Linked DNA regions of Mus musculus: region 1 is linked to region 2. Evidence: chromatin loops called from intact Hi-C (ENCODE). Cell type or tissue: heart. All regions are shown on one strand. Each heading gives the region's core, and the rest is flanking DNA. Links, peaks and the distances in the headings are about the cores only.

Evidence for each region. A loop is a pair of places that touch in the nucleus more often than their neighbours do. Peaks named below come from ENCODE experiments on the same cell type or tissue, not always from the same donor. Only the 100,000 strongest peaks of a DNase experiment are listed, where the experiment ranks them.
Region 1: it touches region 2 in a loop (1.9-fold over the local background); 5 of 42 quality-filtered maps call a loop at or near these places.

The regions. Positions count from the first base shown.
Region 1 is chr1:168,088,282-168,096,621 of GRCm38, reverse strand. No RefSeq gene overlaps it. Among named protein-coding and RNA genes, the nearest start is that of Gm51671, 250 kb to the left of the region's middle. In heart, for the core only: a CTCF peak has its summit at 3,371; no DNase peak of the experiment used is centred there; H3K27me3 peaks cover 354 bases.
Region 2 is chr1:168,428,772-168,437,111 of GRCm38, reverse strand. It overlaps Pbx1 (pre B cell leukemia homeobox 1), which reads left to right and starts at 4,943. Exons shown (of 9, transcript NM_183355.3): 1 at 4,943-5,798. The coding sequence starts at 5,608. In heart, for the core only: no CTCF peak of the experiment used is centred there; DNase peaks (open chromatin) are centred at 4,621 and 5,631; H3K4me3 peaks cover 4,224 bases; H3K27ac peaks cover 4,114 bases.

The DNA of each region.
Region 1 (8,340 bases), core at 231-8,230, 340 kb after region 2:
GGATGGAGGCAGCACATAATGAAGAAACTAGAGTGAAAGAGATTTGTGTTTCTAAGCTTATATGAGACACGCCAACATTTCAGGACACACCTAGAGCTGAATCCAGGGTGAGTAACTGGGCAAGAATCTGTCTCAAGTTGTATACACAAATCTGTTGCAGGAGATTTCAACCTCCTCCCTTGATATTTCAGAATTCTTTGCAATCAAGAGCAAGGATGTATGATATGACCATCAGCTACAATGGGCCCCTGATGCTGAAGTGGCAGCCAAAAGCACTGCCAAGCAGTGTAGGTTCATCTCTAGGCTCAAAATACCACGGAGAGAGGAAGCAGCGTTAGATTGGAACTGCAATTAAGGCCGAAGACAGGGTGGAAAATGGTGTACAACAAGACTTAAATATATATTATTTATGGTGTGCTTGGCTTCATGGTGTGTGTGTGTGTGTGTGTGTGTGTGTGCGCGCGCACGCGCACGCGCACGCATGACATGCATGTTTCTGTGGGCATGGGCGTGTGCTTAAGCCAGTGGAGGTCAGCAGTCAACCTTTGGTGTTGTTCACAGATGTCAACCAACATACACCTTATTATTTGAGATACTCACTGAAATTCTTCAATTAAGTAGGCTATGTTAAATGGTGAGCAAGCCCTAGGGACATGTCTCCAGTTTGGAGTTTACAAGCATATGATTGTCACCATGCCCATCTTATTTTTTCCCCTGCATGAGGCCCTGGGGTTCTTCTTGCTTATACAGCAAACAATTTAGAGAGTGAGCTATCCTCCAGCCTGAGTTTTATATTTCAAACTCATTTAATGTTCACAGTAACTCCAGGAAGGAGGTCCTGTACTTGATTTTAAAGATGCAGACATGAAATTGCAGAAAGGTTAAGCGACTTTCTCCAGGTCACACAGATAAGATGTGGCAAAGCTGGAGAAGGAACCAATAAACATTAGAAGTCACTGCACTTTGGAGAAACTGTAAATTTCAACCGTGGACTTACTGTGTGATAGCAATTTTTTTTTGTGTGTGGGCTTCTATTTGAATATTTTTCCAGAAACTTCCAATGGTAACAGTTACCTTAATAAATCTTCTCACAATTGTAAGGCATGTTGATGTGTCTGTAGTCCCAGGACTCTGAAGATGGAGGTATGAACATTACAGGTTCCAGGTTATCCTGGGCTGCATAGTTAAACCTTGTGGATGATGATGACAATGACGAAGAGGAAGAGGATGATAATGATGATTTTCCAAAAGAAAATGTTTAGCAGGTTAGGTACCTGCTGTTACCTCCATGCTCCAGAGCTTCTACATTAACCGGGTTGTATGCTGGCATATCTCAACAAATGGATGGCCTCGTGCCCAGGCTCAAGAAAAGACATGACAATCAACACAATTCTGTACTCACAGGAGAGAACAGACTAAGAGAGAGACCTGACAGTCTATGCATTCTCTATGACTTGAGTCCAATCTTCACACTCTCAGCTACACAGTGAGGGAATTGGAGCTCCATAATCCATGGCTTGCTACCCGCAGGCACTGACCTGAAAGCAGGCAGAAGATAGGGTCTCATTTTGCAGGCAGGAGTCCCCTCTTTCCAGGTGGTTGCAGATGATGTAGCTGATGGAGTGTGGGTGGCTGTTCTCAGAGGCTAAGGCTGTGGGAATAATGGACGGAGGTCCTGTAGGCTTGGCCTGGGCCCTGCCTGTTTGTCAAGCACTGGCTAGGGACAGCATTCACGTTAGTGATTCAGCTGGAGCCAGGCTGGCAGCTGAGCATTTTGGAGAGCCTGCCTGTCAGTCAAGGCTTACACTCAGCCCTTAATGGCTCTTCCCTTGTCGTTTGCCTGGTGTCGCTTTTATCTTAAGTGAATTTAACAATGGTGAAAGGTGCCAGTCTGAGGTCCCCAGAGAGGAGCTTTGCTGGGAGAACAGTTGCAATGAAAAGTCCCTTCCATCAAATCATCCCTGCTGCTCCACCTGGAGAGTAAGTCACCCCGTGGCTGCAGGGACACCCTGGAGGCTGGGCTGAGCTTTGCCCAGCTTTTCCCCTGCTCAGAGGGCATCCTTTAGGACAGGCAGCTACATGCAGGTCTGCAAAACTGGAGACATCTTGCAACTGCTTTTCCCCTAATATTTACACCCAGAAGCGTTTCTTAAGGAATTTAATCACAGTGTTTTGGGTTAATTTATAGTTACCCAGTCAAAGGATTCTTTCCAATGAGTCGCCCAAGAGAATTTGTTAGATTTATAAACACAGTTACGTCTTTAAGGACTTTTTCCCCCTACTGGTCAGGTTCAAAATAATGAATAAGCCACCTATGAACAAGAGACAGATTTAAGTTTTTAATCTAGTGAAGTTCATGAGAGGTGTAGTCCTCCCAAATGAGTCACTGGAGGGTGAAAAAGGGCTTCAGTTTACCCAGTTGGGCCTGAGAATAAAGGTGGTGGTGTAAAGTGAGCTAGCAGGAAAGAGAACAAGGGGAATCGAGGCAATGGGATAATAAAGAACACCTGCAGACACAATGTGTGCAGCTGCAGACATGATGTGTTCAACTGCAGGCACAATGAATGCAACTGCAGGCTTCGCCTCATCCCCAGATCGGTCGCTCTGTGTTCTTGCAATTAGAATGGGAGTTTGAAGTCACCAGGGAAGTAGTTTCCCATGTAATCAGTGACTAAAGCTCAAAGTTAAGATTATCCAGTTCACAGAGATAATAGCTGTGCATCTAGACTGAACCGCTCTGCATCGAAATCCAAGCCAGCAATAGTCAAATGAAGTGGGGCCAGAAAGAAGCCAATAGCCACACCCACCAGTGTGTGTGGTATGGTAGATGTGTGTGTATAGTGTATGTAGTATGAACGGTATGTATATATGTGGTGTGTGTGCATGTGTGTGTGTGGTGAGTGGTGTATGTGTGGTGTGTGTGTTGTATGCATGTTTTCTTACATATATGGGTGGTATACATATGTGAATGGTGTGTATATATGTATGTGATGTATATATGTATGTATGTGAGCATGTGTAATATATATGTTTGTGTGTGTATGTAGTATGTGTATGGTGTGGTGTGTGTGGTATGGTATGTATGTTTAGTGTGTGTATGTGTGTATGCAGTATGTGTGACAGTGTGTATTGAATGTTGTGTTGTGTGTGGTTTATGTGGTATGTGTATGTATTGTGTTTTGATATATGTGTATATATGTATGGAATTATGGAATATGTAGTAAGGTGTGTGTGTGTGTGTGTGTGTGTGTGTGTGTGTGTTGACAGAACACATCTCCAAGAACATCCTATTGCTTACCACTTGAAACAGTAGGACCTGCCTGCTGGAGGCTAACTTCCCTTGTGTTCAGTTCATGAAGTGCTGAGGACCTCTGATGGCGGGACTGATGTACTTGATATGAAGCAAGGAAGGCAGTGTCAGCAGTCTATGTGGAGTGTGCTATATCCAGCAGTGTTGCTCTCAGTGCGGCTTTTTACAGATAACTATAGTCATTGCCAGGATTTAAGGGCACTCCCAGGGACCAGAGTACTTCTTTCTTATTTATTTAAATGTACACACATTTGCCACTCAAGTTTTTTCAAATAAGGCCTTTCTCTGAGTTGCAATGTCTAAGTTCCAAAAGGAAGACACAGAGTTCCAAAACGATGCTTAAATGGTGCAAACAGGTTGTGTGGAGTCTGTAAGGACCTTGACCTCAAACCCCATGGCTCTAGGGGAAAGCAGTTCACAGGTCATCTTGAGGAAAGAGATGCCAAAGGTGACAGAAGTCAGAGGGACTGTGACAGAGGCCAGACAGGAGCTTTCCCATGGATTAGTACTATCTCCAGGCACTGAGGTCTAGAAAGACTCCTGGGAACCAGGGCTGGTATATAGATCAGGACCAAAGGATCAGAGGGAGGGGATGACTCCAAGTGGGTAGTAGCAGAGGACCACGGACAGATGAGTCCAGACCTGACTAGCTACCCCGACATCCACAGCCAGTAATGCACCCCTGTGTTTCCCATCTGCATTGTGTCTGTGCTTCATCCCCTTTCTAAAACCCTCAGTCTTCCAAGCCCATTTCCACAGACTGAAAATGCCTTTCGTTTATACTGTCAGAGCATCCTCCATAATATAAACAGATACTGCGTTCTCTTCGCTGATCCACTTACCACATAGGTGCGGCTCCCTTTCTATTCACATCACAGTTACCTAGCAGTTCTCAGGAGGCTAGAGATTCTCGGGGTGAACAAGAGCCTCTAGTTAAAGCCTTCTCTATGTATCAATAGCATTACCTTTCCAGAATCCCTGATTCAGTGTCCTCTACTTTAGCCCCCAAATCTTCCTCCACTCTTAGTATAGGACTTAGACTAAGTACAATAAGTCCCTTGTTTGTACTGAGTTCAGGCCATGGAAAGCATCGATCAGGACCCCAGCATTTCCTAAGCTCTTTAAAATAGAATCCTCATGCCTCTAAGCCCTTTCATGAAAGAAAGATCCTTGCCACCCACGTGTTGGCTTCCTGAGAGCATCTAGCAATTATATAGTCTGGATGAATCTTGGTGAGCACCCAGGCATACAATGTGTGGTGGCAGAGACCTGCACTCTTCCAGGATCCCCACAAACAAGAGATTAAAAGGCAGAAGATGAATGGCCTCTGCCTCAGAAACAGCTGCTGCTGCTCCAGCATCTGCATGGCCAGTTGATTTAGAGATTTGTGAAGAGAGCCTCTGAGCCCCAGGCTCCTGCCAAGTGGCTCACCAGGAGCATCCCCGTGGCAGGAATTATCGCTCCACACCAGGTGCTGCAGGACAAATACCTTGGAGCTAGGAGATGAAATACACCTGCTGCTGGAGAGTCCTGCAGAGACCCGGGCACAGCCCCGAATGGCAAGGTCATCCTGCCCTGAATGTCATTCATAGTGACTCCAAGATAAGTCAGTAGCACTCATCAAAGACTGTTCCAGAGGGATGTGCCAGGGCCCTGCTTTTGATGAAAGGTCCTGGTGGTATTGCCAGTTCTCTATTATTGATGTCACGATGCCTGCAGATGCAGGTGGGTACCAGTCAATCCAAACAATAGAAAATAAAACCATGTCCTCCTAACTATGAATGATGGCAGGAGCCTTTCCCCTAAGCACGGCTTCGCAGATATTTTAAGTACTAACTTACTAGCTATAGGTCAGCCCCTCCAATAAAAATTAATGTCCTAGGCACTAGGGAGATATCTTAAAGGGTAAAATGCTTACCTCATAAGAACCAGGTACTGAGTTTGATTCTTAGCACTGATATAAAGAGCCACCTGTAGTGTCGTGTGTGCTTGTTGATCATAATGTGGGGAACTCTAGGTCTCAGTGAGAAGCCCTATTTCAAGAAACAAGGTGGGTGTCTCCTGAGGAACATTATATAGGGTTGACCCTAGTCTCCAAAGGCATGTCCATTAACTCCCTCACACAAGCAAGTATGCACACACACACACACACACACACACACACACACACACGTATGTATGTATGTTTAGGCACATATACACACAAACCACTGTTTTAAAAAATCTGGTATGATCACATATATTTGGGAAACTCTGGGTTTTGAAACCATGAAACACATCTCTTTGTGCAAGACTGTTCAAAACGTTTACTCTGCTGAAATTTTACTATGCACTGGAATTTTCCAAAGGGGAAGAATGCACGCAGCAATATTTGAACACAAGGACCTCTTTACCAGAAGTACCTATTAAGGCAAGTGTTCCTCTAATCACACTTTGGGAAATGCTTCCTCAGGCTAACATTAGAACGGTCTGCATTCTCTGAGACCAAATGATGCTTGAGGAAGAGCCCAGGGGGGTGCTGAGGCCTAGGTTTTAAAAGTGCCACAGGAGGTTTAGAAAGAAGGAAGGAGGAGGGCGAACTCATCCGCCCAGGGCGGGAGGGGAAGCTAAGACTCCTGCCTTGCCTTTGCTGACTCTGGAGCTTCTGAGGGAGGCATTCTGCTGTATTGGAAGGGCTTTGCCTCGACGCTCCAAACAGGGCGTTTGCTTTAAAATTTGGCTGGTGCTATATATTATCAAGGGAAGAAAAACTGAATGAAGGTCCAAAGCTTCCTTTCTTTAAGGGCAAAGGTGACTACATCAAATGTTTTCCTTAAAAGGCAAGGTTTCAGACTAGAGAGGTGGCTCAGGGATGAAGTGATAGCCACACGAGTATGAGAACCCAAGTCCGGATTCCCAGAACCACATAAAGCCAGATGTGGAAGAGTGTGTTTGTAACTCCAGTTTAGTTGAATTCCGGAAAGCTCACAAGCCAGCTAGTCTGGACTGCACGTTGGAGAACAATATAAGAGGACTGTCTCAAAGTGAAAGGTGAAGACTGATGGTGAAGACTGATGTCTCAGGTTTCCTATGACCTCTATTCATAGGCTGTGGCATGTTCGTGCCTGCTCTCATGCATGTGTGACACTCACATACCACACACATACCACACATACACACATCATACACACACACACCTACCACACACATCATACATATACATGCCCCATATACAAAACACACTATACACACACCACACAAGCACCACACACACACACACCCCATACACAAACACACATCATACACACAGCACATACTCCATGCACACACCATACACACAAACACACATACAGACCACAACCCTTTCATATAGTGAAAGTCTCACAGCTGACAGGAAGTATAGAGATTTACTCTAACATACAACTCTATCAGTTCTCCTGGCCACACTGGATGCAGCATCTTGTCATTTGCACCCCTCCAGGGACAGGCACCTAACTACCTTATCCCCCCATCAGAAAGCTCAGAGTATAGGGACCTAGGACCAGAAACCTCACACCTTAGTAGCCAGATCACAACCTTCCAGGTTTCCCTGTGCTTGCTGTTTTGAGTATAGCATTATGCATTAGCCTCTGCCGGTAAGTAATGCAGACTTTAAAATATGCATCAATAAGGAAGGCAGACTGCGTGTCTAGAAAAAGCACAAATAAAGCAGTCATGCCAAGGTCTTCCAAGTTTACTACCAGAGGAAAGGCAATTCTGTGGGTGTGTACCTTGTGGGCTAAGAAGGTTGTGTACAGAAAAGAGGTGATACCTGGGAAAGGGCTTTGGAAGAACGTGAGCAATCTTTCACATAAATGTCAAGTCTTATTAGTCACAGCAGCAATGGTGAGAACCACAGTAGGGCAGAGCGAGAAGGCTGGTGAGAACTGAGAGGAAAGAAAGCACCATACATTTGAGGAGGCAGGGGAGTGTGTGGCCCAGAGGATCTGTCTGGAAGGTCAGAGCCACTCAGTCAGAGAGGAAAGGTACTGAAGACCACTGCCCTGCTCATAATAACGCTACCCCAGTTACTGAACACCTTCTGCTATGTTAACTAAATCTGGGCATCACCCTTCATTTCGCCCCCACTCTGGCCCTCCCTCCCCATCTGTTGTCGAGGCGGGAAAGCCTCTCTCTTAAATCCCAGGAGGCTCTAGGAGGTGAACAGTGCTCACAATTTTTTTAATTAAAATGAACTAAGAGGCTTTTAACAGGTAAAGCGATGCGAAACCTTTGCTGTGAAGGTCTCTCTGTGTCACTGGGCATCATTTAGCAATTCAAGGGGAGATGTACTCCTGGACAAATGAGGCGTTAAGACTCGGTTTCTGGATCACTGCTGGCATCAGGAATGGACTAAAAGGGAGACATATCCTTTGTTGTAAGGACCTCCTGTCTTCCCGTGTCTCTGAAGGACAGCTATACACCCCCCAAAATGTGTCCTTTACCCTTGAACTCCTATTCATCTGGTCCTTGATGCCCCGATGAAGCTGCCAAGCATGACAAACATCAACTGATTTTAGTCTTGGGTAACAATGAAGTCATCCTAAATCGCTCATTAAAAGGTAAAAGAGCTGAGGGAAGGAGGTAGAGTGAACATACAGGAGGTAGGAATCTGGTTGGGTGAGGGCGTGTGCTTAGAGTGTGTGAAGGTGCTTGGATATGCCTGCCTATATTTGTTGCATGTCCACATATGTATTATGTATGTTAACATGTCTGTATCTGTGCCCTTATTCATGTTTGTGCATGCTTAAATATGGTTTTGTATATATATATATATATATATATATATATATATATATGCAAACAAGTGTGTGTGTATGTGTGTGTGTGTGTGTGTGTGAATTGCTTGTGTATGCCTGGGAATGTGTACAAGGCAGAAATCAGGCATCTAAACTCTAACTTGTCACCTCCTGAAACCTCTCGTCCCCGGGATCTAAATGTGGAAAACAGGATTCTCTGACCCTCCAGTCACAGAAAGCATTGTTGCGAGGCTTGGGTGCAACATTCAGAGC
Region 2 (8,340 bases), core at 280-8,279:
AGCAGCCCTTCCCAGAAGCATAAATGAAGGTAATGAAGATCCCACTGGCAAGGATGGCTTTTCTTCAGGAGAGCAGAAAGTGTGCCTAGGGTGTCTGAAACCAGATATTCTCTGCTGACTAGACAGTGCCTAGTCCGACGCAGGATGCTGTCATAAAACATTTGTCAGGTCAAAGTTGGATGTCAGATCCCTGGTTAGCATCCTCTGTGAACTTCAAAAGCAGTTAGAATAAAATCCTAACTCTATCACGTGGCTCAGCACTGAATTCCGTATGCTGTCTCATCTCAAAAGCCACATTCCTGCTTCCTTTTCACTCTCCTTCCTTCAGCTCATCCCAGAAGAGGTTCTTAGCAGTAGCTCTCTCCTGGTTCCACATCTCCCATCCCCAGCATCTCTGCATCATCTCTGCATACTTGTCTCTGCATCATCTCATTGTTCAAAACCAAATCTATGGACAGCTTGGAAAAAGACTATTTATTTAAAAATTTGTTTTTAATTCTTTGAGAATGTCATATGGTATCGTTTTAATCATATTCTGTTGCCATCTCCAACTTTTTCCTAGCTCTTCTCCTCTGCTATCCAACCAGCTTCATGTTCTTTCTCTCTCTTAACAACAACAGAAAAGACACTAAAAACATACAGGCCAATTTGTGCTGGGCAATTTCTGAGCACGGGTCCTGCACTGGCATATTGTTGATACACCCAGTGTTACTCCATGAATAAAACTGATTTCCCCCTCCCAGCAGATATTATTTTCAAAAAACTTCTTGTCTAAGGGTGGGACTTTGTGCCCACCTACCAGCCTTTTTTCTGGGAGGAACTCTATCTGCTTTGGGCTTGTACTGGCCTTCTTCATACTGTCATAGCCTCTATGAGTGCATACATGTATCTATCCTGCTGTTTCCTGATGCTGTTCTCTCAAAGCCGTTCACCACCTTACAGTCTTTGCATCCAACTCTCTTCCTATTCAAAGCTGAGCTCTGAAGGTGGCTCTACTTCCTTGATCATTAGACTGATTCGTCTTATCCACAAAATGTATGCATCTCTGGGCTTGTGTGCTTCCTTATTCACACATTAGAGTGCAAGTGAAAGAATCCAGTCTGTCTCTTCATTACTATGTTCCCAATGCCTTAAAGAATATGACAATGACCATGATGATGTAAAGCATCAATGCTTCCCTACACCTTTGATTGGCATTCCAGGGTCTGAACTGTTGGCCGTTTAGTCCTAACATTGATAGTATATTGACTATCATTCAGTAGCTACTTCTAATGAGCCATTGACAGTCTGGGAACTAATCCTGAATAAAAAATTTAAAAAGGTATTTCTTAGAAAATAGAACCATGTGTGTGGTTGTGAATCTGTCTCTGAACATGCCAACAGATCCAAGTCCTCGTTTACCAGGAAATGGAGTGGGGTCCTTTCACTCATGCCCCACACCATGTTCTTTTCCCTTCAGTGAAGAGAACTGTGTCCTACTATGTTTGAAGAAGTTTGAAAGAGAACCCGTAGTGTCACCTAGTCTTGCCACAGAGGTCAGCATGGTGGGATGACTCTGTGGCGCATTAGAATTAGGTTAGACGAAGAGAAAGCTGCTTTGTTACTTGGTAAAATTTTGATAGTGACTCACATCCGGAAAGCAGGACTCAGCAGGCCTCAGCTCCTCTGATGTTCAGCATGGTCACCAGAGTTATGAATTCTTCCAGCACACATTTATAGAACAGCGAGATTATAAGGAAAATATTGTCCAGATAAGAAAGGAATAAAAACTAGTATCCATCTTCTGTTATGCTTCATAAAGTTGAGAAATTGCACGTAGGATTTTTTTTTCCTCAGAACCTACTTTTATAACTTCCCTAATGTAAGCCTAGACATTTTATTTCACCTAAGGTGTTTTCTCCCTTTGACTTCCTTTATTTGCATTAAAAAATAAGGTCAGAAGGCAGGATATAGAGATGTTCACACAAAATCGTACAATCTAGTGACAGAACAGTTTCGTACGTTCAGTACAATCCATGTCCATACAACAAAACATCCACAGAAGGATGGACTAAATCCTAGCCAGTCACTGAGTGATGCTAGTCTGTACTTGTCTAGGAATTTAAGGAAGTTTGCTTCTTTACCATAGACTAGGAAGGTGTTTAAATTGGGTGTTAAACGAGTCAAATGAAGTGCTAATGTATCAGCCCCGGATACATTGTATCCACAGCTATAATTATGACTGTATCAATGCTGCACTATTCCACACTGGAAGCCATTTCCTTTATCTTTCTCCCTCACACCAAGTCGGCTCTCACAGTGGTACCATCCTGATACCATCTCAACCTTGTCCTTGCCTTCCGGTTTCTATTGCCTTTTGGCTGATGGGATTTAACCTGGTCTCCCCTTCTCAGACGATTTGTGCAGCCTGAGTCATTGACCTGCTAGTTTTGGACAACTGTATAACTAGCCATGCCTCCTGCTCCCATGCTTGAAGCAGTCACTCATGTGACCTCAGTTTTCCATGGGAGAAAGCACAACGCTGCCTGGGCAGTCACACCTCCTTAAAGTTAGTTCCACTGTGTCCACACCCTGAAGCCTCTGTGAACCCCGCCCGCCTTCCAGAACCAATCTGTCCTTCAAACTGCCTCAAAGCCCACTTGCGCTTACTCTAAGTGGATCTTCACTTTCTTTCATCTCTTCTGCAGTGTGTGCTTTTTCTAGTGTACCGATTATTTATATTGTAATTTATTTGGGCAACAGTATAGAGTCACAGTTTAAAGCATAAGAATTGAGACCAATGAGTTGTAGTGACCTAAGTACCTTGAACAGGAAAAATACCATGGTAAGCAATAAATATTAGTTATTTGTTCTATTAATATTGTACACATCCTTAATTCCCATAGCAAAATTGAGCCTCAATGATAATGATCTTATGGTATTACTGATACCTCTCTTAATACTTGACCTGGCAACACTTTATGAGATTCACGACTCAGAACCAATTGCTTCAAAACTGATTTCTTTATAGGCTCTGCTCCTACCTCATGTTGTAAGAGACAAGGGATTTATGTCTTGGCCCACATGGGCCGAGATTGACATGTGACTTAAGTACATAGTTTTACTCAACTTCTGATAAGTGTTGATTAAACCAAGAGTTTACAAGTTGAGATATGTGTGTGAATAAAGCCATTTTTATTAAGTAATATGGATTTGTCAGTACAGTTAATACGCATTATTGCATGCCCTTTTACCAGTGGTGCCAATGAGCATGCTAAGAGCTGCTTTGAAGTGCTTCCCTCAGGGCCCCTTATCTTGCCAAATGTTTGCATAATGATTGATGAAAAAGATAAAATTCTATTTGAGGATCTCCAAGTGCTTGGCTAGGTGGCTGCTTCCCATTCTGCTGATTGGTGCCACTGAGGCTGGCAGTGGCTCCTTTGGCACTATATCTACGCCAGAAAAGGGTTGATGGCTACACAGAAGAATAGTCCCAAGAAGTCCAGAATTTTTCTAAATGACGAGAGTGTTATTTTATCTTATGGGTATTCAGACCAAGTGCCCAATCAGGTTCTACTGTTGGTTGGAATAAAGGAAAATAAAGGTAAATGTGTGGATTTACCCCGGCTCTAACTCCTTATTGGCTTCTCTTAATTCATTTACTTCCTTTTACTTCTAATCCCAGCCTTCTTGTTTTAAGATCTGTTCTTCTAAGTCTTAAGTCTGTTTGCAAGCTAGACAAGCAACAGACATGCAAGTAACTTTTACCACATTCACATGGAGCTGTTAAGTGTGAGGCCTGCTAAGAATCCACCCAAACTTGGGTATGAATTCTAGCTTTGATACTTTATAACTATGGACTTTGAACAAATTCTTTAACCTTTTTGAGTTTCCTCTCTGTGAAATGAGAATAATAATCCATAATTCACAGAGATGTCTTGGGGATTAAATACAATAACTCAAGTAAATTACTTTGTGCATAGTAGGCATTCAATAAATGTCAGTTTCCTTCTTCTCCCTGTTATTAATGCTTATTAGACTATATTAAAAACTAGAACCAGACTGTGATAATGCAATCCCTTATTAAGTGTTTAAGCCAAATAACCAACTTCCCTCAGGGGGAAGAGAAATGTTGAATTCGGTTTTTTTGGTAAACTTATTTATTAGTATTTTTCTCGAGTTTTATTCCTCAAAGTCCACACTTCAGCTACTGTTTATGCCACAAAAATGACAATTTATATTCTCTTTGCTGGCATAGAGTTGAGGATTTGCAAATTATCCACTACCTAGACTTTGATCTATTATTCATTATCTTAGCAGCCCGATTTTATTTACTAACTACGTCATATAACAAAGTTTTGCTTTCAACAGTTTCCCTGAGGTCTAAGGATTTCAGAGAATCAAGTTTACTACCGCAGCGTCACCGCGTAGACGAACGAGGGGTGGGGCGGAGGGATCCACACCGTCTGTGTGCTTTCGTGTTAATTTTACAGTCTTGCGTTTAAGTGGAGCCACGTTTCCCTCAAGGACGGAGCCTAAGAGAAGCAGACAAGAGCTGAAGCTAAGGTCTCTCTGCGCCTTTAAGAACTGGAGACTGGGTCATAGCTCCGCCTCCTTCCCGGCCCACCTCTGAACTCTGATTGACAAGACTCCCGGGCTAGGAGGAGCTGAAGGAGGCCGAGGAGGAGACGCTGGGTGGAAAGTAGGGGGAGGAGGAGCCCACTTTCAGGACTAGCCAATCATAGAAGGGGGCGGGGCTCAAGAGCCCTCCTCCCTCCTCTGACCCCCGCCTCCTGGCCTCTCCGCTCCCTCCCCCCTTCCCTCGGCCCCCTCCCCTCTCCTCCTTCTCCTCCTCCTCCTCCTTCTCCTCCTCCTCCTCCTTCTCCTCCTCCACCTCCTCCTCCTCCTTCTCCTCCTCCTCCTCCTCCTCCTCTCAGGCTGTGGTTTTTCTGTATATGTTTCTGGAGTCCTGAGCCTGGGCTAAACAAAAGCAGGAGGCTGACGGGGCTGCTGGAGTTTGCAGAGACACGGAGGAGGAAAGAGCTTGGGCTTTGCCTGCCGCCACGGCTGGGGGTGATCTGGCTTCTGCTACAGCCCACCCCCTTTGAGATCACTCTGGCCCGGAGTGGGGGTGGGGGGCAGCGGGGGGTGGGGGGGAAAGTTTGCATTGCAATCCCCCTGCCTTCCTCTCCTTTCTCCCGATCAATGCATATTTGCAAAAGGATTAAGCCACAGATTTAAGCGCCGGGAGCCCATTTCTGCCTTGCAAAGGAGATCGGACTGAAAAACCCAAAGGCGGCTCTGATTTCTTTTCGCCAAGTGGGAAGGTGGTTTATTTTTCTTGCTTTTTTGGAGTCAACACCCTTCCCCACCAGCCCTTATCCCCACCCTCACCCCGCAACCCCTTCACGCCCCCCTCCCCCTCCCCATCCTCCCACCATCCTCTAAAGAGGCAAAGAGATTTTTTTTTTCCCCTTTTGGTCTTCTTCTTCTTTTTTTAAAACCCTGGTCCCTGTTTATCCTGAAAAGGATTTGAAGACAGCTTGAAGGATAAAAAGCCTCGGTGCTTCCCAGGCGCCGATCCGAGGAGCCGAAGAGGAAGAGCCGGGGCTGCCGGAGCCTTCAGAGATGGACGAGCAGCCGAGGCTGATGCATTCCCACGCTGGGGTCGGGATGGCCGGACACCCCGGCCTGTCCCAGCACTTGCAGGATGGGGCCGGAGGGACCGAGGGGGAGGGCGGGAGGAAGCAGGACATCGGGGACATTTTACAGCAAATTATGACCATCACAGACCAGAGTTTGGATGAAGCGCAGGCCAGGTGAGATGGAGGCTTTTCTTTGCCTTTCTTGTTTTTTTTTTTTTCCCTCCCTCTCGCAGGGGGAAACAATGGGAACCGAATCACCACAGCGCTTTCTTCTAAAATGTTGTTTCTTTTCTCATTTTGACAAACAACTCTATGGCGGAGGAGTAAAATTTAAAGAAGCGTTGTTATCGAAAGTGTGATCGCCCGTGCTGAGATATGGCTGTGTGTAGATAGATGTTGTGCGAGTGTGTCTGTTAGAGGTATTTGTATGAATGCACAAAAACACGCAGCCACGCCGAAAATACTGCCAACTAATCCGAAAGCGGCCCTCGGCACTTTTTTACAGCTTTAAAAAAGTGTATGAAGGAGGCAGAATTGTCAAGTTCCGAGCCGCATTCCATGCCTTCGGTAGTTGAGGGACTTCGGAACATGACAAAATAAAAAAAAATGTCCCAAGAACACTTTATTTGCAGATCCCGCTGACTCCTAAGCTAATTCAGCAAGTTTGATTTTTTTTTCTTCTTCACTTACCCTTCCGTAATAATAATAATAATAATAATAATAATTATTTGGTCTTTTTTTCCTCACTCCCCACTCAAAATAAACAAACAAACAAACACAAAAAGCAAGGTAGCTCTGTGTTAGTAGATGTCAGATACTAAGAAAATACCTTGCCATCACTCCATTCTGTTTTTAGAAAAAGGAAATGGGAAGAAAGGAAAGACAATTTTGCTTTTGAGGGCTGTTTGTTAGTTTTAAGAGACTCCGATTTTTAGTTTAACTTTATTGTCTCTTATTTGACTTGCTGTTCTCACAGGACAGAGGCGCCTATGTGTGGTCCTTTATAAAGGGGTGGGAACAAATACCAACCATATTTTCTACCCCATGCCTCTTCCAGGATCACTAAGAGTACTCCTAAATTGAAATGGAAACTGGTGGCTTCATTTGTATTTCAGTAGGGCAGGGTATGAAGAAACATAATTATGAAACTGGGACTTCCTTAACTGAACCACCACCAGGTATACATAGTTCTCCACTTTAGGATTTTTTACAGCAAGTCCTCTTTCAAAATGAAAACACAGGTTAAGTGGCAAAGCCACTAACAGCTTGCCCAAGGCCCAACTCAGTTAGGAAGGATTTAAAAAAAAAAAATCTAATGGCCACATATGTCCACACAATTGCTCAGCTCTGTTAAATCTCTGAGTACTTTTTTATTTTGCTTTGGAATTCTTTTAAACATATTACAGAGTGACTAAACCTTATGTGACTTAGTTATATGGTTAACAAGTAATGTGGATTTTATGTAAGAGAAACACAGCCTTGAGAAAGTAAGAGGAAGCAGCTAAGAGCACGCATGCTATGAATTACATTCATTTTAGCTGCGAACACATGGAACATGTAAACTGAAATGCTAAGGCTTAGGATGCCTGAAAAACTCGAGACTGTTAAGGACCCCCCCCCAACTATTTTCATGCTTTTAATGGGGGGGGGGAGATTTTTTGAAAAATTAATTGGTCCTCTTTTCCAATGTTATTATCTGAAGAAAAGCTAATGGGTATGACAAACGAGAGGCTCCCCACTGGCAACTCTCTCTTGAATTGGAACAGATTCCTCCATAACATTGTTCCAGAAAAATACACTCAGACACCACTGATCAACTGGCTTGATCACAAGTTCTTGAAGTGGAAGAGGCCAGTGAACGTGGGTCCTCACTACTTTTCTGCTCTCTCTTTTTTGTGAAACTGACGACAAACTCTTCTCAGCGGGTATCCCCTTTAATGGCCTAGATGCTGAGAAAGATCAGATGCAGTTTGGGGATGGGGAAAAATCCAGTTGTCTCTCTCTAACCCCATTTGTGTAGCGTGGGGAGGCAAAGCTTCTAGATGAGCTGCCAATTCTTTGCATTTGGGCCTGTGTGTGAAAAAAAAAAAAAAAAAAAAAGACTAGTGGGAAGTATTTTTAAAGACCCAGAAAAGATCTTAAATACATTGAACATTCTGTTTTTTAACCCCTTCTGAGAACTAGGTTGCTAACCCCCCACCTTTTTTTTTTCTTGAAAAAATGTAACTACTTAGACTATTAAGCTCTTTTTCTTTCTTACTAGTTCTACATTTGAAGTGCATATTTGTTAATTCAGAAAGTAAGCCATAACTATTTTAGATGCTGTGTGTATGTACGGTTTGAATTTCGAGTTTACTATTCCCCTGTTACAATTGTACAGAGCATGTTTGTGATGCGATCCCTGCCTCTCTGGAGGATGTGGGGTTTTGTTTTTGTTTTTTTTTGTTTTTTTGTTTTTTTTTGTTTTGTTTTGTTTTGTTTTTTCTTTTGGTTTGTTTTGTTTTTTAACTTTAAAACTGATTGAAAAAGAATTGAATGTGTTTTGAGTGCCCGGGGGTTTCTGCTTATCTTTACACATACATTTAGTTAGTAAACAGAATTCCCTTAGCTAGTAGCTGATAACATCAGTATTTTGTTTCCAAAACAATATCATTCTGCTAAGTGAGTCTATAGTAAACTAGAAGGAAGGGCATTGTTCTGTCCCTCAAGTGCATTC